Regions from separate parts of the Mus musculus genome. Here all the other regions are linked to region 3. A link is a loop called in an ENCODE intact Hi-C map of the cell type or tissue named here. Cell type or tissue: gastrocnemius. All regions are shown on one strand. Region 1 overlaps Wdr75 (WD repeat domain 75). Region 2 has its middle 32 kb from the start of Gm30900. Region 3 holds the start of Slc40a1 (solute carrier family 40 (iron-regulated transporter), member 1).

Region 1 (8,000 bases), 100 kb before region 3:
TGCCACGTCTAGTTTGTGGGATGTAATTGGCTAAATAATCAGTTGTAGATGGGGTAGGGTGGTACATGCCAGAGTAAATGTGCTTAGCTTATATTTAAATGAGATCCCAACCCACTCTGTCCACTAAGGATCTTGGATTTTGTTGTCTGAATTATTTTCTGGAACCAGCCAGCCCTCCATCAACACTGAGGGGCAACACTAGATCATCATTATAGAAACATCTTGTAATTGTGGTTAGAGTTTTATTTACTAGCTTGAAATTCATATCTCCAAGAACGTGTTTAGATTATGGATTCTGGATTTAGTTATCTGTTGAATTTATTGAAGTTCTGGAATGCTGAAAGTTTGTATTGCCTTAACATAGAAATGCATTCATAGCCAGGCAGTCCACATACTTTCTTTTTGTGATCAACTTTTTCCCTCATGAAGTTAATTACTGCTGCCTTTTTTTCTATTAGCTGGGTGTTTTGTTGTGTTTTGTTTTACTATTTAATTCTTCTCCAGACTTTATCCAAATTATTGGGGGGGGGGGGGTTTCCAGAAACATATGTATTCTTTCAAGTCATGAAAACTTTTCAGACCCATGGCTGACTTCATTCTGGACTAATTATTCTGTGAATCTGCTAACAGTGCTCATCCTAGAGCCTGTGCTCGGCATTCTGGGATTCTTTTCACCGCTGTGACACTAGGTCCCATAGACTTGCTTTCTTTGCTCACGTACGTACTTTGGTGAAACCTGTTCTATTCAAACATGGCTTATCACCTTGCTGAACTTAGGGCCTTGCAGTTTTGGAAGTATTCTCTGTTCGCTCCTACTTGTTGATTAGTTGGGTATAAATGTAAACTGAAAACCGTTTCTCGGCACTTTGAGGTGCTGGACAAAGATTATGTAGCTTCTGACGTTCTTCATCTTTGACCATTTACCACAGCTTGCATAATGTCTTTTGAAAACTCATTGAATTTACTCACATTTTTTGTTAGTAATCAGCTATATGCCAGGAACTGTTATAGACAACTGGGATATGTTAACAAAGCAGCCTTGTCTGTTAAAAATGGGTTTTTTTAAAGATTTTATTTATTATTCTATGTAAGTACACTGTAGCTGTCTTCACACACTCCAGAAAAGGGAGTCAGATCTCGTTACGGATGGCTGTGAGCCACCATGTGGTTGCTGGGACTTGAGAACTCTGGACCTTCGGAAGAGCAGTCGGGTGCTCTTACCCACTGAGCCATCTCACCAGCCCTAAAAATGTTTTTATAGAAGATACAGATGTTAAACAACAACCAATAAGTCAGTAAAATATGTAGTACATTTTAGAAAATGAAATATAGCAGGGTTGGAGACAGGAAAGGTGAGTGAGGTGTGTCTTGGGACTTTTAATGGGGAGTCAAGGTAGGCATTACTAAGTAGCTCCAGCTTTGCTCTCATGCAGTGTGCAGATCCCAGGAGAGCTTTGAATAGGTAACTGACTCAGAAGGTATTTATTCCATCTCCCACACAGCCAAAATTGCCCTCCCTGGCTTTTAGTTTTGTTTTCTTGTTTGTTTGGGTTTTTTGTTTTTAAAAAGAATTCTGCTTAGTCCCATCCTTGTACTGTATTTCAGTTTTTGCCTATTTTGTGGGCAGTTTTGTCATGTGTATCAACAACACACACAACACCCCTTGCTTTTGTCTTAGAATATTGTTTTCTTGACTCTACTAAGGTTTTATTCTTTAACCTGCTGCATCCTTCCAGGTTGTCGCTGTGTGACCTTGCCCCAGTTCTTTGCCAGTATGAGCATATGGCCTCTGAAAACACGTTCCTGTAATCTTTATAATCCCTAGCAAGGAAGGCATGGTTCTCTCATTAGTGTCTTTGGCTAGCTTTCCCATGTAGAAAGTGGGGCACTGGGCATCAGTTGCTTTGTCTATGGCCTGAGAGTAACATCATGTGATTTCAAGCTTTTCACCAGAGTCATTTTATAGTTCAGTGACCCTTAACCTGTTCAGTCAAAGAATTTCCATCTTTTTATTGAAATAATTTCCTCTTCTCTTACATCCATACAGCTGCTGGCAGAAGAAAGTTTGCCAACGACCCCATTTTCTTTCATATTGGGAAAACACAGGCAACAGCAGGGTGCAAAGTTAACAGAAACTTCAGAGAATGAACTGGTACAACTCCCCTTAACAGAGAACATACCTGCAATTACTGAGGTGAGTGATCAGTACTGCAGATCCTGGGAGACAGAACAGATACAGTGATTCGTCTTATGTCCACACGAGTAAGGAACCTTAGTGGGCTGATGCTCTCCTGTACCTGGGTGAGGAGATGGGACCACACAGTGCAGGAAACTGGAAGTACTATTTACTTTGGTTTGGTTTTTCTTCGGGGAAGCCTGTTGTGTTTGGCTGACCATTTAGAATAAAAGATATTAGGAGGTGAAGCCACAGTGTGCCAGAGGGTGATCTTTCTAACAAACTGACTTTTCTGTGTGCCTATAGCTTCTTCACACCCCAGCCCATGTCCTGCCATCAGCTTCTTTCTTGTGCTCTCTGTTTGTAAACTCGCTGCTGCTGTCTAAAGAGACTAAAAGGTAAGAATTCTAGGTGGTTTGTCTTCTGAGTTGTTTGGGAGTGTCATCTACCATATTTGTATCTTACCTTTGAAATGTAGCTAATGACATAAGATTATTACATGCAACACTTGTGAAGAGCTGAGGAAGAGATGTGTGTACTGCTTAAAGTTGTAGTTCCACATTTTTTTAAGTTCATTTGCTTTTTTTAAGGCCTGTGCTCCATAAGGGCATTTATCACAGTGTTTTCAGTTGAGTTGTTCTGTCTATATATTATTTCAACATGGGTGTCTTTAATTAAAAAGACCTAATTTGGATATATCTAATGGTATTTATGTTCTGTTATTGTCAAAGTGCTGAAGAGGTTCCTGATGATGTAGATATGGAGGGAAACAAAGAAAGTGATGATTCAGATGAAGAGTATGATCTTACTGAAAAAGACAAGGAAACAAATAACAACACGGACTTGGGAGAAGATGCTATACATCAGCTGTCAAAATCTGAAGAGAAGGAGCTGAGAAAGTTCAGAAAAGTAGATTATAGCTGGCTAACTGCTCTGTAGTAGGCCATGGCTGTGCCATGACAAAGAGACATGTTGTACTTAATGTTTACTGTCTGTTAATACTCCAAAAATTTTTATAAAGTTATTTTATTCTTAAGACAAAATATTAAAGCCTTGTGTTTATTTGCTTGTTTATGTGCTTGCTAAGTACCTTAGGCTAACCCTGAACTTGGAATTCTTCTTTCTTGACCCCCAAATCACCAGGATGATAGGCCTGTTACTCAGGTCTGCTCAAACGTGTTTACTTGTGTAGATTTTTTTATTTTCTGTGTATGAATGTTTTCCTTGAATGTATATATATGTACCACTGGCTACGCTGGTGCCTGCCAAAATCTGAAAAGGGCATCAAGCCCCTGGAACTAGTTACCCGTGACTATGAGCCATCGTAAGAGTGCTGGCCAGTCTTTTTAAGAAAGCTCTGTAAAGCTCTGCTTTTGTCAGACCTTATAAGCAGTTATGGAGCATATGCATTTGTCACATATGGATTTCTATTTTGAATTACAAAGAAACTTTGTTTCTGGTAGGTTTTGTTGTGACAGAGCTGACTATAGTTGACAAATATACCCTTATCTTTAATTTGAAGGTATAAAAAGATTTCAAAAGTTTAGAGGCTTTACCAATAATGATGCACAGAATTATTCTCACACCAGACATGATTTCTTTCTGGTTATATTTCCCAGCCTTTGCCACTATAGGACAAGAGTATAAGCAACATTGTGTTAATAGTAGCACAAATGGACTATATTCTAATCAACACTAAATATCAACTGTACTGAGATGTAACTTCTAACTCATGCATATAAAGTGCACAACTTAGTGAGGTCTAGAATACTTACAGATTGTGTACCATCATAGAAACCAACTTTTAAGCAGTTTCATCCCTCTAACCCCCAACAACAAAACAGACCTGCCCACTTCTCCACTTCTTTCAGCCTCCATACCCTGCCTGCTAGGCAACACTAATTTAACCTGATGAATTTGTATCAATGGGGTGTACCATGTTTTAAAGGGTGAGAGACTATTTTTGCTCACTGTGTCCATGGTCAGCTGACTCAGTTTTCAGACTGTGGTGAAGTAGAAGTGTTATATAAGGTTGTGAGCAGCTCAGGAGGATGTGACATCAAGCTTGTGTATAGTGGCAGCCAAGAGAGCAGATGTGAGACAAGATAACGCCCTTCAAAGATACCTCTAGTAACTTCCCTCCAAGTGGCCTCATCTCCATTCAGCTGCTAATGGGTGAAATAGTCCATGGATGAAGTTAGTTTCAATCAACATGATCCTATCACCTAAATTGGGTGCCCAGCTGGAGGCTAAGCCAACATGTAAGCCTGTGGGGGACATGGATTGCATTTTCAAATGACAGCATTCATGATAGGACTCCTAGCAGCCCTTCATTCCTTCTGTGATGTTCTGGGTTTTTTTGCATAGTACCTAGTTGTATAACTATAGTTCATTTGTCTTCACAACTTTTGAAATGACACTGTAATGAACTCAAAAATCAATCACCTGGACCGCTGAACGTTGCTTCATGGCCTGCTGCATTAATCATATGTCCCTTTGGAAGGATGAGTTGTTCTTTTTTTAAAGGCTATTTAAAATTACTTTGCAAGCCAAGCGTGGTGGCGCACGCCTTTAATCCCAGCACTTGGGAGGCAGAGGCAGGCGGATTTCTGAGTTCAAGGCCAGCCTGGTCTACAGAGCAAGTCCCAGGACAGCCAGGGCTACACAAAGAAACGCTGTCTTGTAAAACCAAAAAAAATAAAAAATTACTGTGCATATAGTGGGGTGTAGGAACTTATGAGGGGCAGTACCCACAGAGGCCGCTAGAGGGGATCTGACTCCAGCATTATATAAGGTTGTGAGCAGCCTGACATTATGCTGAGAATTGAACTGAAGTCTTCTACAATAACAGTACACACTCAAACCACTAAGCCACCTCTCCAGCCCTAATTTTTTAACCAAATTTAAATTCACGACAAAACTGAGGAAAAGATTTATGAGGTCTCTCAGAAATCCCCTCCCCTACACATGACTGACTTCCACGTTTTCAATACACCCAGCCAAATGATAACATTTGTTAGAACTGAGGAGCCTGCATTCATAGAATCGTCTGAGTTAAACATAACCATCTAGTTGAGGTGACTTGAGTCTAGTAATATTGTGGTTATTCTTTAAAGCTACCTTATATGAACACGACGTCTAGAAACTTTTTCTTTGTTCTTAAACTTTGTTTCCTGTAGCCAAGAAAATGATGAAATTACCTTGTAATACCAAATTAAATTTCTCAGAGTGGAGGTTTATAAAAGGATGGTTTGTGGTCAACAGAACAGCTGCAGGAATAGCTTCTAATGTTCGATGGTACATGCAACTGCTGATGATTAACAATGATAAGGTGACTTTGAAAACAGCAAATAGTTTTAAATATTCCCACCATCACACAAAGAAAGGATGAAGGCTTAAAAAAATTAAATGTGTACAAGATGATAGATGATAGATATGTCAATTATTCCAGTCTGATCATTATCCATGTAATCTGTATACAAAGGCCAGATGATAGATGATAGATATATTAATTATTCCAGTCTGATCATTACCCATGTAATCTGTATAGAAAGGCCACACAATACCCCACAAATATGAATAATTGATATATTCAAGTTAAAAATGAAAATATATATTTGGTAATGAAGGAGACAGAAAGGGTATAAAAGAAGCAATTAGAAGGGCAGAGTGGATCAGCATGAAGGGAGAGACGGTGGATGCTGGAAGATGCCTCATTGTAAGTCCTGAGATCACTGGCAGGGCCACTGACACTCAGTTTACCAGGCTCTTAGGATGGCATTTCACAATGACTACTTCCTCTTCAGATTTCTCATTCCTCGAAGTCCCTTTGTCAGTTGTAGTGGCTACTTTTCTTGCAGCTTTCAAACAACTGAAAAAGTAAGTAAGATCATTTCAAATGATGGAAGTGAATACATGTACAGTGTCAAATAGGCTTCATTGCAAACATCAAGTCAAATTGGCTCAGTAAGTACCACATTAGATAAGTCTTCTGTCTCTTGAAAGCCATACATATTTAGGTGCAAATAACCTCATGTTTAACCTAGGTCATTAAAAAATATATATTTAAAGAATGTGTATAAAAACAAGACTCATATCATTCTGCTAGGATCACTGAAGTGGCAGGAGATAAGACTTGGTCAGGACTTCAGACCTTCAAGGAGCATCCCTGGAAAATAGCTCTGAGATAAGAAGAACAAGGCAGAAAGAGCCCCAATTAGAATTTGACAGTGTATACAGTGAGGCTAGAATAAAATAAAATAAAATAAAGATAAGCGGCAAGGCACGAGAGACCTAAGCAGTGATCTGATTGCTTGCTTAATTTTGTTTTTCAAAACCCATGAGCAAGCCACTGACTTCTGAATTACAGTTCCTTCCTCTAAACTGCAGAATCAGACAAAATGACTTCTCTCAGTTCTGCTACTGTGTAACCACAAAATTAAATTAGAAATGGAGCCCCATGGTATGGCACCACTCCCATCCCAGCCCCAAAGTGACAAACTGGCCTTTGTCATACTAAAGTTGAGATTCACATATGTAAATTGTGGAAATACAGCTCTTTGGTTAGATAGCTTTAAAGATGACACACCTTTCACTTAGAAACTCCTTGGGAGATCAGAGTGCTGGGTTCACAAAATGCAATAATCAGACATGAAAGTGCAACAGTTCCTCCTATTGTTTTGTGGGGTTTTAATAAACCCTAGCACTGCATGGTCACCTGGCTTAACGGAAGGGTGAAAGAATATGTGCTCCCAAAACAAGCACTTGAAATGCAAATATTGATATTGTGCTCTGGTTCACATAGGAAAATAAACATCTTGTTCCTTCAGAAATGGCTGTCTACCATTTTAAGACATCCTTGTCCACTTGCCCAGCCAGCTCAGTGATTTGATGAGTGGCATTTATACTAGAAGGGACTCCATGCAGGGTCAGGAGATGACTTACTCATCTCCATTCACACAGTTTGTTGTTCTAGCTGGCTTTTTATCACTTTTACCTTTCTTTATTCTCAAATTGTGGTTCTCCAAAGTCACCAGAGAATTGCTGGCCCTAAGTAAAAATTTATGGATGCTCTTGCTATTGAATTGCAGCCTCCTTTGGTACAGAACAAGGCAGCTTTGAGACCCACATTTCTGAGTATGACAGAAGAGCCTGTGGTCTGTGACCTTCAAGATGTGCTTGGTCCAAAGCTATAGCAATTGTACCCTAGAGGGCAAGATTGGAAACAGAAATCCTCATTGACACTATCCTCAGAAGTCATGTGGAAAATGAGAACAAAGACTGGGGACATCCTTCTCAGCAGGATAACACAAGAAGCATGCAAGGAAAGGTGGGGTGAGTCTTTGCTAGCATTTGACAATCATGGGGAAAATGAAGTGCCATAGCTTGTCTTGTATAAACAGATTTTTGTCTCTGTCTAACAGCATTCAAACAAACTATTAAAGAGTTATGTAAAAAAAAAAAAAAAAAAAAAAAAAAAAAAAAAAAAAGTTATGTATCCTGAAATGTGGATAGCACAGTCCATAGTCCATGAATTTTACTTAGGCGGTGTGGTTTGAGTATGGCCCTCTTTAGGAGTTGTGGACTTGTCAGAGTAGGTGTGGTGTTGTTGGAGGAAGTGTGTCACTGGGGGTGGGCTTTGAGGTCTCCAGAAGCTCACGCAAGGCCCCGTGTGTCTCTTCCTGCTGCCTGTCCATATGTAGAATTCTCAGCTACCTCTCTAATCGCATGTCTGATATGCTCATGTATAGTGACAGCAGAGAGAGAGAACTTCATGATGGTAATGAACTAACTATATGAAACTGTAAGCCGGTATCAATACTAT
Region 2 (8,000 bases), 64 kb before region 3:
CAGTTCTCTAAGCAGCAAGGTTACATTGTTTACAAATCTATTCACCAACTTACTCTAGGATAGGCACACTCTTACTAGTTTATTTCTACCAGTTTGATAACATTTTTCCTTCAATATTAGAGAGGTTTTTAATTAGAAATAGTATGTGACAATGCTTCTTCCTTTTCTCAAACACTGAATAAAGTAATGTCTACCATATCATTAAACATTTTGTTTTGTTTTGTTTTCTTTTCTTTTCTTTTGTTTTTGAGACAAGGTTTCTCTGTGTAGCCCTGGCTGTCCTGGAACTCACTTTGTAGACCAGACTGACCTTAAACCAGATCTACCTGCCTCTGCTTTTAATCCAGTGTGGGGATTAAAGATGTGTACCACCATGCCCAGCTCATTACATGCCTTATTTAATGATTGTAGTGTGAAATCTCTTTTTTTTTTTTCTCAGTGAATATGAGAAAATTAATGTCCTTTTAGCTGCCTGTAGTGACACATGCCTATAATACCAACATTCTGGACACTGAGGCAGGCAGGATCAACCATAAATTCTAGGAATGCTTGTGCTAAAGACACTGCTCCCACACAAAAGATTTCTTTAGATACGAAAGTAGAATTCCTCAGATTCACTTATGAGAAAGACATATTCTGACATGGTTTACTTTTGCTATAATTAAAAAGTAAGCTTTGTTGTTGCTTACTGCTTTTAGCCTGAGAGAACTATCCTTTGCAACCATTCTACACATTTATAATTTGCTCCAGAGGAAGAAATTTTTCTCCAAGTTTTGTTCTGTTTAACATAATTTTAAATATAATAATTAAATGATAAACACATTTGTACATGATCACTTTAAATATGTTGATTCTTTCAAAAGAAATAATGAGTCACATATTAGTGGAAGGGCTACATCAAGAGTTTCTAGCTTCATTTACTAAAAAACTAAAAATATGGAATATTTCATTTCCCACTGAAAATCTTTCATATACTTCTTTCAATTTAAAATAAATGAATTAACTGGATCTGAATTTAAATTACCAAACCATAGATGTAAAACACAAAAATCTCTGTCATAGAGCCTCCAAATTGTTAGTTTTGGCCCCTATAAAAGAAAGGACTCCTGGATATATATATTTTCCATTTCAGTATTAACAAAATTTGTGATAGAAAAGATATTCATTAATTTAAAAAAAACATTTTGTTTAGATAGTTCCCCTGTAAAAACCCTTCAAGTTCCTGAAATACCCTAAAGTCACGGTGACAGGGGATTGCTGGACATAACCTGACCTAGCTTCAGCCCCTTCTCCATCTTGCTCTTTTGTCTCACTCCTCCTCAGTGCAGCTATGCTAATTCTGCTCCTCAGATGATCATCTAGGCTATCATGTTATTTTAGCCTGACTGACATCGCTCTTATTTATCTTTAGGTCTTCACTGTCTTTAAACACTTCCTTTCCCCAGTGTGATCCATCTATGTGTATATACTCTCCACGAACCACAGGGCCATATGATCTAAAAACAACTTGAAAAAACATCTGTCTCACATTTTCAAAATGTGGTCTTGGTTATTTCTCCTTCTTTGACAGTCCTTTTTCCCTAGACTACAAGCTCTTTAACGTCTGAAGACGTGTCAACATAGCAAACACTCAGTGCAGATTTGATAAATAGATGGCTAATCAAACTATACTTCTCTAATAAATCTCTTCAGTACAGTAAAATGTCCTGCTCACATATAGGTTGGATACATACTGTATATCCACACCCCTTTGTGAGCACAAGTGTGCTCTCCTGTGGCCTGACTGTGAGTTTCCATAGGTCTTCCAGCTGTGCTTTGCCTATTCCCACAGTGAGAAGCAAAATGAGGTCAGTCCCTGATTTTAAGGTAAATTATTCTCTTCAAACAAGATCACAGAGCAAGTACATAGCCTTATTCAGAACTTGGCCTGAGGGATTCCATAGAGAGATTCCTGAAGAGGCATTCCACTGTCTAATCTTCGTATAACAAAGTGTGGATTTCTGAAAGTTTATAGATCCCTCACATTTGGCAGCAAGACAATGTTATTTATGTCGCTCCCAGGGAATGTCTTCTGGGTCTGGCACGGTCCTTACAATTCTTCCTGCAACCTTGAAACTAAGATAATTTTCACGATCAGCCTGGTTTTCCCTCTCAAGGTAACTTTAAATATTTGCAAGAAAGTATGTTACTGTGAGGCTTGGGTTGTTCTTTTCTGAACAAAGTCCTTCCCGTTTTTTGCTGAGTCATGCTATGATTGCATTTTCCCCAGCTGAAATGTGTTTATATATGAGTGAAAATAGAAACATTCGCTGTAATCAGTTCTCCAGGGCAGGAAGGAAGCATCAGCTCTTCCTCCAGAAAAGGATGTCAGTTCATGGGAACAAGTACCAATAAGCACCAGTAAGTCTCTCTTAGACTCCTGTCTCCTACAGAAGGTTAAGAAACTATTAAGAAATAAGTCACTGATTTGTTTTACAAATATTATCTTCACTTCTAATCAATAAATTCAATCAATCAAATCTTATAGATATATGTGTTACACTTGAAATCTTTAATAAGGAAACAATGATTATTCTTTTCAATAACAACCTAGATAACTTCTCAAATACTTAATTTTTTAATTTTTATTTTGTGTGTATGGATTTTTTTGCCTACATGTATGACTGTGATCCCACATGTATGCCTGGTGCCCTCACAGGTCATGTGGGTACCTGGATCCTGTGTAGGCTCATGTGCATTTACTTGCCATGACATCTCTCCAGTCCCATCACATATTTTTACTAGTACAGGCAATTGCTTGAGAGAATATAATACTTTTGTCCAACATCTTCAATTTTTCAAAGAGCTCAAATCTCAGATTAATTCCAGGATCCTAGAACATGATTACTTTAAAAGCCAGCACAGTGAACTGAGGGTAGGCAGAGGAGATATTTGATGAATACTTAATCCATGAATATAAGATTTAGAAAGTTAATATGGAGGAGTAGGAAAGCACACACAGTAGATGGTTTCATTGAGTCTCTGACTGTCTGGGGCTACAGACCCATGGAAACCTAAGACAAGTACTTCCTTAGCATTCCTGAGTGGTGAGAGCAGTTTGCTGAAGAGTTAGCCCCAGGCATAGAATATTTTAAAATATTTCAGATGCACAAGTTTGCCATGGGAGTTATCTGGTTTTGTAGTTCTGTTTTAAGCCTTTTAAGACAAACACCTGGCAAAGTGTAAGAGGCAAAGGTTCTATTTTGTAAAATGAGTGAATAAATGAATAATGTTTAAGCTACTTCCATGAGGATACCAGAGTGTCAGCCGGACCACTGGGATGTGTACATCTTAAGTTATAGTCAGCTCTCATCACTTAGATCATGAGCAATATGCAGGATTCTATTAATGTTTCTAAACACAAAAGCTTACAGAAAACAGTGACTCCCTAACAGAAAGTTCTAGTTGCAGTACAGCTGAGGGAGCAGTTTCTGCTTTCGCTGCTCTCTCGAATCTTCATGTTTCTCATGACACACACACTTCTGCACTCATCCCTCAGCAGCCAACTCTGAGCAAGGTCCAGTGCTTCCCGTCCTGTTCTAGCTTCTTCTACGTCCATGCTGACTGTTCCTCCACCCTGATGATATCCACTAAAGCTCCCTTTCACCTTGGCTTCTCCAACCAATACTCATTGACCTTCTTAATTTCTGGGTCATGACAAGAAACGGTAAAATACTTAATTATACAACAGTAGTTCTCAACCTGTAGGGGGGTAACTCCTCTGGCAAACCTCTATCTTCAAAAATATTTACATTATGGTTTCTAACAGTAGCAAAATTGCACTTATAAAGTGCAACAAAAATAATTTTATGGATGAGGAGGTCACCAAAACACATGGAACTGTATTAAGGGGTTTTGGCATTAGGAAGGTTAAGAACTACTGTTATACAGTACCATTTTACAAATTAAGAACAACAACAACAATAAAAACAGACTAAGTTTAGAAGACACGTAATTGTCCTTGGTCATATAGAACGCAGAGCTCCTGTTAGTGTTAATAAATGGACTCATTATTTATACTAAAAAGTGTGGTATTGGTAGGTGATGGCACATTGGTAATTGATGATCACACTAAGTCACAAAAAATAGTGAACTCAAGGGGGTACACAGAATGGGAACACATGGATACCAAGTAAATCCAGGGTGAGGAGAAAGATTGAGATAAAGTGCAAAAGAACAATAAAAAATGGTGAACTGAGAATCGTGGCAAAGTGACATGAAGGAAACCAAGAAGAAAAAGGAAAAGCAACAACGGCAAAAAGACAGTGATGGCTTTACAGAGGACAATGGTCGTTTTATAGAAAACTCAAGAGAAAAGAGCAGAGAACAGATCCCAGATCTGCAAGGTTACTATAACCCCAGTAACCCCAAAAACCCTGGTCCTCTTTAATATTTTCTTTACCTTGTTTTGTTTTGTTGAAGATAGAATCTCAGGCATGTGGGACATTGGGCAATCATGCTATCAAATGAGTTACATTCTCATCCCCTCATGAGGGCTCTTTCTTTCTTCCTTCCTTCCTTCCTTCCTTCCTTCCTTCCTTCCTCTCTCTCTCTCTCTCTCTCTCTCTCTCTCTCTCTCTCTCTCTCTCCCTCCCTCCCTCCCTCTCTCTCTCTCTCCCTTTCTTTCTTTCTTTCTTTCTTTCTTTCTTTCTTTCTTCCTTTCTTAAGATTTATTTATTTGATATACAGTATTCTACATGCATTACGCCTGCTTACCAGAAGAGGGCACCAGATTTCATTATAGGTGGTTATGAGCCACCATGTGGTTGCTGGGAATTGAACTCAGGACCTCTGAAAGAGCAACCGGTGCTCTTAACCTCTAAACCATCTCTCTAGCCCCAGTGAGGGCATTTTCAAAAAGATATGGATATGTAGTTAAATTGCAACAATGATTAGGACATTAAAGGGGCAAACATGAACAAGATGAATGTTGCTACTGAAGAATGAAGAGAGATCTCAAGTGAAGGCAGAATCGGTTCTTTTATTGCTGTTACTGTTTGTTTGTGACAGGGTCTTGCTATATAACCTCGTGCTGGCCATAAACACCTAATCTCGTTGCAGGTGTGTGCTGCCAGGCTCTCTGTACAGCAACTAAATCTTTCATTCTTTTTTAAAATGTATTTTAATTTTGGATAGTTTTTTGAGAGGAAGAAAACAAGATACAGAATAAAAAGACAAATCACTGAACAAAATGTTAGCAGGGAAAGGAAGACTCTCAAAGAAAAGCCAATGGGGTGGCAGGAAATAGAGACTGCTGGAAGCAAATAAAATAAAATAAATGAACTTTACTTTATCTGAGACTTAAGAGGTAAAGAATATTGCATACTTAGAACAAAGAGATGAGTAGGATAAATATTATAACCCCCGAATTACTGATATTAGAGAGACTTCAGTGATGTGTACAGAGTTTGCCTCTGTCCGCCCCTTCCCGCCCCCCATGTCCCCAGAAGCTCCCATCCTCCCATTGGCAAGCACAGTAGGCAGACAGCTGGTTCTGTGCTGCATCATTCTGCAGCAGCCCAGGGCTCACTCCCCTTCCCCTAGCACTAGAATGGCACTTAATGAGGACATTCTGAGAAGACATCCTCCCCTCCCTTAAACAATTACAATTACAAGAAATATTGGAAACCATCCCACTAAAGAAAAAGAAAAGAAAATTATGACAAAGTAACAACTTATCAGAAACTGCTAAGTACTTACATGTAAAATAAGAACTGTCATAATGCCTCAATGTTCTAGATAAAACACAAGATCAGCAGCCCATGTCATAAAGCCTCAATGTTCCATTTAAAACACAAGATCAGCAGCCCATCGTGGCTCTTAAAATCAAACTCATAGAGCCAGGTGTGATGTTACACAGCTGTTTCCCTAGTGTCACTCTAGAATGCTTTCCTTTGTTTCTGATCATAGACCATGTTTCAAATGAAACAACTTTCCTTTTTTAAACTTATTTTTTAAAAAGGCAACAAATAAGGAGAGAAAAAAAAAACCACACACACAAACACACACACTCACACTCGCCAAAATTTACCAGATCGAAAGACTATACAACTCAGCAAACTTCTATACAGGAATAATTTTAAAACATTAGGAAAGTTTTTGCCATGCAACTGAGATAAAATAATGAAAAATGTTTTAGGCAGCATCAGGACCCAGCACCCTCTGTGGGATGTTGCTTGGTGGTCTGTGGTGAATGAATCTCTTTTAGGCCTTGTGTAAGGAAGCTGGTAAAGACTGCAGATGTTGCTCATTCAAGTGTGGCTTTTGTGCATGAATCCTGCTCTCCAGTGAGGAGTGAGGACATGGCTCTCACATGCCTGTGGTTCCGACACTCTCTTCAGTTGTCCCCACATCACCCCAAGGCATGTCTGACAAGCTGGAAGAAGGCCAATAGCGAAACAAACAGCATAGGCCAAGGAGACTTGAACCCAAGGGAAAGAAAGGCATGTCAGCCGAGTCCACTCACTTTAAGTAAGGGGAAGTAAGGCAGTGAGGAACAGAGGCACCAAGAATGAAGGTCAAAAGATATAAAACATGTTCTCCTGAAAGTGGCCCCCTGAACAGCATGGCTACTGCCAATGCTTACATTCCACCACAAAATAGTCACTTTGGAAGGAGGGGTCCAGCTCAGCACATTCCAACCTCGAAAGCTAAAAGAATCAGAATCCTCCAGCCCAGAAGCATCTGTTTTAAAGCATCTGGCAAGAAGAATGAAAAGCATAAAGTGCAGTTACGAACAAATATTATGATTTATTGTTTTAACTAATCTCCCGCTAGACAGCCATTTAACTTACTCCCTGTTCTTTGAATTTTAAACATTATTCATATTTGTTATCTGCGAATATCAATGTGTTTTTCTGTAAGGCAAATGTCTTTAACTTTACCTACTGTGTATTTCAGAGTGACTTGCCTAAGGAAAAAGAAAAAAAAAAAATTAAAAACACTCTAAATTCACAGTTTCTGAAGTCTTCACTAATTTTGATCCTTTTACAGGGTGGTCTGATGTGATAAATCCTCTCTGTCTTCATGTGGAAAAGCCTCTCCCTTTCGGTTTAGATCTCTTCTCCCAGGAAAGGGTCTGTCCAAGTCTTCTGGAGGCTCAGCAAAAGCAACCCCTAGCACACTCCTGGGTGCCTCCCTCCAAGCTGTGACAAGTCACAGTCTCCTAGTCTGCAGTCTTGCTGCTTCCTGCAGTTTGTTGCCTTGATTTGATCTTTCACCTACATGTCATTCCAGGACATCTCATTTCTGGAGAGCAACTGGAGGCTAATTGGAGGGTCAACAGAGCTGGACTTTTAGGGTGAAAAGGGGGTAAGGGTGACTTATCTTTCCAAACTTTATAATTGTACCAAAAAGGACTGGATTTCTTGTTAAAATCAAAGCACATCCACAGTGAAAAATAAACTTATACTTAAAGTTTGACTAAAGCCACTGTTCTGTTTTTGAATACAGCATGAGAAACTGCCTCGATATTATTCTTTAGGATTGGGGGAAGGAAGTGTTTAAACAACAATATTTTGCAGTAAGAACATTTCTGAGGGGGAAGTTCTATGCATTAGAGGAAACAGAGAGGCAATATGCACGGCCCTGAACAGGAAGAAGGGCTTCGAGGTTGTGACCTCAGTATGAAGGATCACACAGAACCTTAGGCTGCAGTGATTGACTCCGGTATTCTGAGGATGTTCTCTAGAAATGTGAGAAGAGGCCATATGATTCAGAATTATCTTACTTTAACCCAACATAACGAACAGAAGGCAGAGGTCCCAAACCCCAAACAGTTAAGGTCCCTTAGGGAAAGCTACAGTCTCGAAACCAGCCTGGACTGGTTCTCAAATACTGTGCACGAATAACAAAGCTGCACCCAAGCAGGACGTGGCAGGTGAGGAAAACAAGAATTAAAGCCAGAAATATGTCCAGAAGATGCCTGGTAAAAACTTTCCTCCCAAATAATGCCAAGAACC
Region 3 (8,000 bases):
TTAACATGAAGAAAGACAATGTCTTGTAACATCATCACTAAATTCACAGACCTAGTTCGTTACATATTTGACTCTGTGTGAAAACATGTCAACTCTGAGCTCTTCCCAAAGTCTCACAAAATCCTTATGATACATTTCCTATGTTGGAAGAAAATTATTATATTGATAAGCCAACTGCTATTAAATTTTAATAAAACTAAGGTAACAATCTTAAATATTCAAAATTTAAATAGATTTGTGCTAATATGGAAAACATGGCATTCACAACTAGAGATGGTTCTATTCTTCAGGGATCAGTTGCTAATAATGTCTATAGATGCTTTGAGTTAACACAACCTTCATGCCTGCAGGGAGCTTGAAGTAGATAAATACTACTGGCATCTATCAGTCCATAAAAGAATTTCCAGACACCAAATATTAACAGTGAAGAGGTAGAGAAGTCTTGGGTCAAAGAATGATACATTTCCCAATTATTATTCAAAAAGATCATAAATCATAATGTAAATATCTGTGTTTTCTGATGATCTTAGGTGACCCCTCTGAAAGGGCTGTTCAACCCTCTAAGGGCTTGTGACCCACAGGTTGAGAAACACTGGACTAAATGCTCACCCATCCCTTTCACACCTCCATTTTCTGCCCTCCCCGTCAAACAAAATCATTATAAAATGTCATTATACTTTGATATTTGTTTACATGCCAATCTACCCACGCAGAATCTGAGAATAAGTAACCACAGTAATTAATCTACTTAATAACTGGCCATAGAATGGTTTCTGATGCGTGCCCAACGCTACTATGGGCATCAAAACTTCAGCAGGATACAAAACACACAGGCTTTCCATTGCTATTTTTGTTGTTAAAAGTCCATACTAAATTAAATTATAAACGCCTGAACAAAAGCATCTACTTCTTACTTATTTTGTACTCCAATGGTAGCATAAAATGTATTGATCCATTAGTAGACAGGAATTCAGAAATTAAAAACCATACAATTCAACACAAACCCAACTTCAGAGAATCTTCTGTCCAATTGCTTTCTATATCCAATATCTAAGAAATCATGACTTAGCAGTGCTGTAAAATGTATATACAATATTTTATTTATAAATAATAGTTAAATAGAAATATAATTAAATAATATATAATAATATTTTATATACACATATATGTATATATACACACATATGTATGTATATATTATATATGTATATATATATATATATATATATATATGTAAACAGAGTGACCCACAAGATACGAAGGACATAAAACAAAATTAGCAATCCTTTCTTGCATTCCTTTGCAGTGAGGAATAAAATCCGACCCACCCTTCTATGGCTTCCAGTGCTATTGTTACTTTTCATCCCTCTTTCTCCCGAGGACCTGTCCATTTACTTAATTTACTATTAGGTTTCAACAAGCATCTTTCATTTTCTTTTGGAACTTGCTTTAAATTTTCTGACGGAAGTCTTTTTCAAATTGCCCTGGAACACACATAGCTCCTCTCATGTTTCTGGAGCCTGACACCCAGTCTGTCACCCAAAGGTCACATGAACCTGGAAGTTAATCAGTGCTTAGAAGCGAGGCACCTGGTTGTCCAAGGGGACTTCAGACACGTCCATTACTGGTCCTTTTAATGCTTATTATGACATTAAATTGGGAGAACAAACTATTGGTTTAGATGTATAAAGGGTTCTTCACTGTTTTGTTTTGCTTTTCCCCCTTATACCCATCTTCAAAGCAAACTCTAGCCAATTCCACTTTGTTTATTCATTTATTTGCAAAATCACCCCCTTTGTAAGCATTCAAAAAGATGGGAGCTTCCTTTTCTAAAAAGTTATCTAGGACTGCTATTCCTTAGAGAGCCAACAACCCAACTTAATTTCCCAATGGCATAGGGAATACATTTCCTCATGATGGTTTCCATTCACGTCTTATAAATCAATCAATAGGGGATTTCATTAAAAAGAAATTAGCACTTCAAAATATTCTTTAGAAATTCATTTTCCTTATTTGTAACGCACAGAATATGTTTATGCTTTTAAGCAGTAAGAATGATTGTTTAACCCGACAGTTTCTAATAATTATCCATTGAGCACAGCCAGCCTGCTAATGAGTATCGAGGAGTTGATAGAGGATCCCAGGCCAGCAGAAAAACTGAGATTCTCCCATAGGAAGCCAAAGGAAGAACTGTGAATCCATAGCTAATTTTCATTGGGTGGTGGCTTTTAACACTACCCACAAATTAAGTAGCCACAGATAACAACTTCGAAGATTAGAGCTGTTATCATTTAGATGTTTGATCATTGATTAGGTATACTTAAACTCATCTTACAATACTATTGTAATCCTATTATGCCAGTTTTCGCCAGTCTACCCTTGTACTCTGTTTCTATAATGCTGCATGCTGGTACCAGACGTAAACCCAAGAGGGCCCATGAAATACCTTTCCAGTTCAGTAGGAGGCCCAGTTAGAATTTACCAACCCTAGTAACTATGCAAGTTTTCCTGTCCTTGTGGATCTTGTTTCAAACAGTTGTCGGTCTATGTAAAGCTTTAGAATTTCACTATTAAGTAAAATTTACTAACACTCATGGGAAACATCTTTGAAGAAAACAACGTTTTTGTTGAAACATGTGTTTTAGAACGATTTATTTACTTAACGGAATGAGAAAACTGCAAGTTCTCCAATACAACTGTCTCCGATGAGAGTAAACAACAGCTTGTGCAACGATGTCTCAAGAACTGTGTGCATTCTCACTTACCCAAGTGGAGAGAGAGTGGCCAAGGTAGAGGAGGAATTTTGCTGAGGTCAGGTAGTTTGCTAAGGATCCTAGAAAGGCACAGAGAACAAGTTAAAAAACGTGTTTAAGCACCCCAATGTGCTCAGATTAGAATTTGCTTTTGGTCGTAATTAAGTCTGATTTTTTTAAACAGGTCACTTACAAGACTGATGCATTCAGTTTACTTAATAGCATCCACTTAAGATTCAGCGTTGTCTCTTGGTCAATAACCGCCCCAACTTCAGGCAGTGAAGAAACTCTTGTTTCAACATTCCTTAACTTTGGTGGGGTTTGTTTTTTTAATGCAAGAAATTTCACCCTGCCCAGGTTACTCTATCCCTGCCTATATGTAAGTTCTTTTATTCAAACTATGAGTTTATATTCTTCTTCACCCTCCATCAAAACCCAAGTCAACCCTCATGGAACTACATCTCCCCGTCCCCACCTGCATTCCCACCATTTGAAACATTCGATTACTCAACTCACCACAGCATCCTTCCTGATGGGTTTGATCTCTTGCCTTGGTCATGACACCAGGCGTTCTCCCCTTGTTTGTTCTGATGCTGGTAGCTTTAGCTGCTCTTGCCCGGGAGCTTGTTCACAGGAGTGAGAGGAACCGAAGATAGCACCAGTATAAGCACAACAGCCTTATGCCGAAAGACCCCAAAGGACAACTAAGGCAAACAACAACAGCAAAGCTGTCACGGGGTCTTCTTTTTGTCTTCTTTCCAAACTTAGCTAACACTGTAGCTGAAGTTGGAAAGCCAAAGCCTTATGGGAGCGGGTTGGAGGATCCACCGGCCGCAGGAGACCCCGAGCCTGCTCTCGCCGCCGCCGCCGCCGCCGCCACCGCCGCGGGCAGGGCAGCGGCTTATAGGGAGCCGGGGGCGGAGCTTGAGAGAGCAGGGACCGCCCTTCGCGGCTGGACGTCCAGGTCCGCGCCAGCTACGCTCCCACCGCCCTCCCAGGAGGCGCAAACAACCTGCGCTTTGGCTGGGCTACCGCAGGAGAAGCCAAGGGGTGACCCGCACAGTAGGACGGGGACTGTATGCGGACCCCGAGGGGACACTACAGAAACATTTTGCACAAAGTCGTTTGGCAGGTGCTAGAAGGAAGCTCTTCTCTCTGGCCACCAGATTGCCGGACAGTCCCTAGGCAAAGCTCAGCGGGAGCTGGCGCGGAAAAAAAGGAGCCTCCCACCCTAGCTACCCTTCGGAATGCAGGTAGCTAAGTAAATACAAGTCATGTCCGGCCTGCCTGCGGCGCAGAATGTTTTCCTTCTCCGAACTATAGAGAGGGCTCTCTCTCAAAAGCTGCGGAATCAAAGCTCAGGAAGCAGGCTCAAAGATCACAATGTAGCCCCGCGCAGCCCAGTGATCGAACGCAGGCCGCCTTCTGTGCCACAGGCACTGCAAGGAGGCAGCGCCCTTCACTGTCCTTTCCCTCTGAGTTCTAACCCTAGCCGCTCCTGCCTCTTTGGCTACTCCACAGGCTCCAAGTGCTGAAGGGAAGTAACCAGGAATACCGGTTGTCCCAGTTGGGACCCTGGGTCTGGCCCCGTGCAGATAAAGCCCTTTTGGTAGCCTCCTGGGGGGACAGGTGAATACACACCAGGTGTAAGCCTCTAATGACCTCCGTTTCCTCCCCAGGGCATACCTGCTTCTTGTGTCAGCCCTTCCCTTCCCTTACCTTTGTCAGGTTTGTCAACACTTCAAGAGTGATCCTAAACATTGAAACTCCAACCGGCTTGCACTCTTCCAGCCCTGCCAGAATGACACCTGGTAATGAAGAGAGCCACTCATGAGCACAGGCCTTGTATCTGGACTCTCTATCAGAAGCCCCAAAGGTCTTTGCGGGCGGGGTGCAGCTGGATTCGTTAGGATGAGGTCTGCAGAACCGAGATAGGGCTTTGCTACTGCAACCGCTTTTTGTCCTTTGCAAACCTTTCTCTCTCCTGACACACAAAACGTTTAAGTCCTTTCTCCTCTATCGCAGGTTCGGGTATGTCTGCTGAAGTTGCAAAATGGGGTAGTATATCCAAATGTCTTTTGGAGTAAACCTAAAGTGTGCTTACATGAAGCACTTAGGAAGGGATCATCTAGCAAGTTCTGACGGTTTCTTTCTCTCTGTCTCTCTCTGTCTCTGTCTCTCTGTCTCTCTGTCTCTCTCTTCCCCCAGCCCTTCCTTCCTTTCCTTTAATTTTGTTGATCTTCAGAATACAAACTATCCTGATTCCCTGCACGTATGTGCCAATAACAGGATCTCCATGCCCTTTGCATTAAGTACAGTGTGCCTTAAGAGCTATCCCCCACATCTAGTCAGAAGACTCTGAGAAACAGGAGCTCAGTTGATGCGTGCTTCAAAGTGTGATGTGTTCTCCATTGTCATCAATGGGGAGCTTCTGTTCCCCATTGTCACCAAGGAGTCCTCAGAAGCCCAAACTAGGAGAGTGCTAAGAACAGGTGGGGTCCCACAGTGAAGCAAGCAGCAAATGAGCAAGATTCATAGACAGAAAAAGCATTCAATATCTGAGGACTTGGCCAGGGCTCCTATCCTAGTCGTTGGGAATGAATAGTTAGTGTATTGTTGGAGCTCATGACATAGAAGGAGTTAAAATAGAAAATGGAATAAAAATTCTCAGAACGCTTGGAGTACACAAGTGACAGAGTTTCCTGGCCTTGACATTCCAGATTAGAAAGCATAGCTCAGTCACAAGACACCACTGGCTCTTCCTCCTACCACAGAAACATTTCACTGATTGAAAAGTAAAGTTTCATCCAAAAGCAATGTTTTCCCTCTCAGAACAGAAAATATATAACTTTCTTATCAATGTAATCATAACTAAACAAGTCATGCATGTTTTAAACCAGTTTTCAAAAACAAAAAATAAGTGCCCCCCAAAACTATTTCTCAATTCATTTCAATATGATATTTATGAGACAGAATCTAAGTTACTCATACCAGCTCTGAACTCAGAATCCTTCTGCCTCAGCTTCCCCAGCACTGGAATAACAGGCGTGTGTCACTATTGAGCTGTTTAAAAGTCTGTTAGTTTTAAAAGAGCCTTTTAAATCTTCCAGCCAGAATAAAATGTACTCTGATTGGAAGTTGTTAACACATATTTATGGTTGGGGAATAAAAGGACTTATTCCTTCCTTTCAAGTTGTGTTTTTACTTACCTCCAGGGCCCTCAGTTGCCTCTTCTGCACCTGCAGCTCTCCAGATCAAAAACAGCACAGGGAATGGCCACTACTCCACAGCCGTGAAGACAAATGAAAAGGAAAAAACACAGTGGGGTTATCATCCACTGTTACAGGAAGCCTTAGCTCTGAGGACAGAGCTCCCATCAGATGCAAAGCTTTAACAGTACAAAGCCACAATTCTGTTCAAGTGCCTTTCAAGACTGTCTGAGACTTCTATAAGCTTCAAACTGAGTAGACTCTTGAGAAATTCAAATTCAGGGTCTTACTTCAAGTCATAGACAACGAACAGAAAGATGATCATCATCATAACGCTTTATTTTGGTTGAGTATCCCAAGAAACTCAACCTTGGCAAGCTTTGTATAAATACGTGACCTCTCCTCCATTCTCCTCATACATCTCTAGCTTTAAAAAATGAATGCATAATATTTCAAAAGTATATATTTAATATGTAATATACATTATTTACATTATATATTATATATAAATATTTTGTTATACAACATTTATAACATATAATATATAAACATTTATAAGTATGTGTTATACATAATATATAGTATTTGTGTATGAATATTAAATATATATTTATTACATTATATACGTGGTAATATATACACTGTGTATGTTACAATAATGTATACAATAATAATAATAATAATAATAATAATATCATAGTTGTCCTCAAGGTCTGAAAGAAGAGTAGGTAATGACAAGATCCTGGGCACTGGGCATAAAATGATGGATGTCTTGTCACTGGTGATGATGCAACATTGTGAATTATCCAAAGTGTCAAAGCTGTATTAAAATGACATAAACAATGAATTTATCTCATGTGATTTTTTTTACCTCAGTTATTAAAAAAACAAAAACAAAAAACAGTGTCTTAAAAGGAAACTCTGCCATTTTCCCAAATCAGGGATTAATATAGGAAAGATATGTAGAAAGAAGAAAACAGAAATCAAATCTTGCACGTTATATTGGAAACTAAAATAGAGAGCTGTGTTCATTGTTTAATTTTCTCCATATATAGCCAGAAAATATATATGAATTTCACTTAATAAGTATTTTGGTCTCTTAACTTTTGCCATAGATCCTTTCTGTCTAACTTTATTTCTGTTATGAAATAAAGTCCATTCCTTTATTGCTTGTTTCCAGCTAAACACCAAAGCTGGATGCTTATTAACTACAACCCTAAAGACCTCTCTCAGCCTTGCCATCCTAGGGCTTATCCAAACAGACAGACAGGTCTCAGCTACTAGGTCCCTGTTCATTTGATTTCTCAATTGCTTGCTGCCCTCACAGAAGAGAGTATAAATCTCAGATCTCTCATACCTCCAAAGAGTTCTCAGTGTACACACCTATTCAAGTCATCTGCCTCCGACATGCCATACAGCATACCTGCTTCTAAGAAACCCCTCGAAGCTAATTCCTACTAAGATGGCCAGAAATTTCTAGTCACAAATTTTGCATTCTAGGCAAAAGGCAAAAATGTTCTACTTAGGAAACAGTTCGAGGTCCAGTGCTCAAGACCTTTCCTGGTATGTGCACTATACTTCTCCTTGGTTTGGTTTGTTCTGTTTTATTTCAGTAAATATTACTTTTAACCACTTATTTTTGTTTTTGTTTTGTTACCAAATGATAATGACAGATTATCATTACATGTCACCAAGGAGCGCAAGATATTTACAATAATGTTGTTCCATGGCTATGAGATCCTTGAGCAATTCCCTGGTCTTAGACCCTTGAGTTGTGCTTACACAGACATTATTGTGGTTAAAGCTCTTTAAGGAGAAAACAAAAAGGCCTTTACACATGACCTGGACAAAGCCCTCTAGTCCCATATGATTTGAAATCACTGCTGAAATTATTTCAACATTTCGAAAGAAAGCCTCTCCCAGGAATGTTGTCAGAAACACTCTATTAGTGTTACCTGCATTCAGCAGCATGCAAAATAAAAGGCGCCTAGAACTACCCAAGTGGCAAATCGGAGACAAGGCACTTATCAGAAGTTGC

Evidence for each region. Peaks named below come from ENCODE experiments on the same cell type or tissue, not always from the same donor. Only the 100,000 strongest peaks of a DNase experiment are listed, where the experiment ranks them.
Region 1: a loop joins it to region 3, with 4 times the contacts of the local background. A loop is called at or near these places in 23 of 42 quality-filtered maps.
Region 2: a loop joins it to region 3, with 1.9 times the contacts of the local background. A loop is called at or near these places in 5 of 42 quality-filtered maps.

What each region holds. Positions count from the first base shown.
Region 1 is chr1:45,820,401-45,828,400 of GRCm38, forward strand. Wdr75 (WD repeat domain 75) reads left to right here. Exons shown (of 21, transcript NM_028599.3): 19 at 2,048-2,194; 20 at 2,483-2,574; 21 at 2,908-3,238. The coding sequence ends at 3,115. Gm30900 (a long non-coding RNA gene) reads right to left here. Exons shown (of 2, transcript XR_373390.3): 2 at 5,751-6,047. Among named protein-coding and RNA genes, the nearest start is that of Gm30900, 5.5 kb to the right of the region's middle. In gastrocnemius, a CTCF peak has its summit at 4,933; a DNase peak (open chromatin) is centred at 4,936.
Region 2 is chr1:45,858,300-45,866,299 of GRCm38, forward strand. No RefSeq gene overlaps it. Among named protein-coding and RNA genes, the nearest start is that of Gm30900, 32 kb to the left of the region's middle. In gastrocnemius, a CTCF peak has its summit at 4,758 (motif pointing right); no DNase peak of the experiment used is centred here; H3K4me3 peaks cover 736 bases; H3K27ac peaks cover 4,229 bases.
Region 3 is chr1:45,921,952-45,929,951 of GRCm38, forward strand. Slc40a1 (solute carrier family 40 (iron-regulated transporter), member 1) reads right to left here and starts at 3,643. Exons shown (of 8, transcript NM_016917.2): 1 at 3,270-3,643; 2 at 2,766-2,833. The coding sequence starts at 3,312. In gastrocnemius, no CTCF peak of the experiment used is centred here; DNase peaks (open chromatin) are centred at 3,707 and 3,930; H3K4me3 peaks cover 2,521 bases; H3K27ac peaks cover 1,298 bases.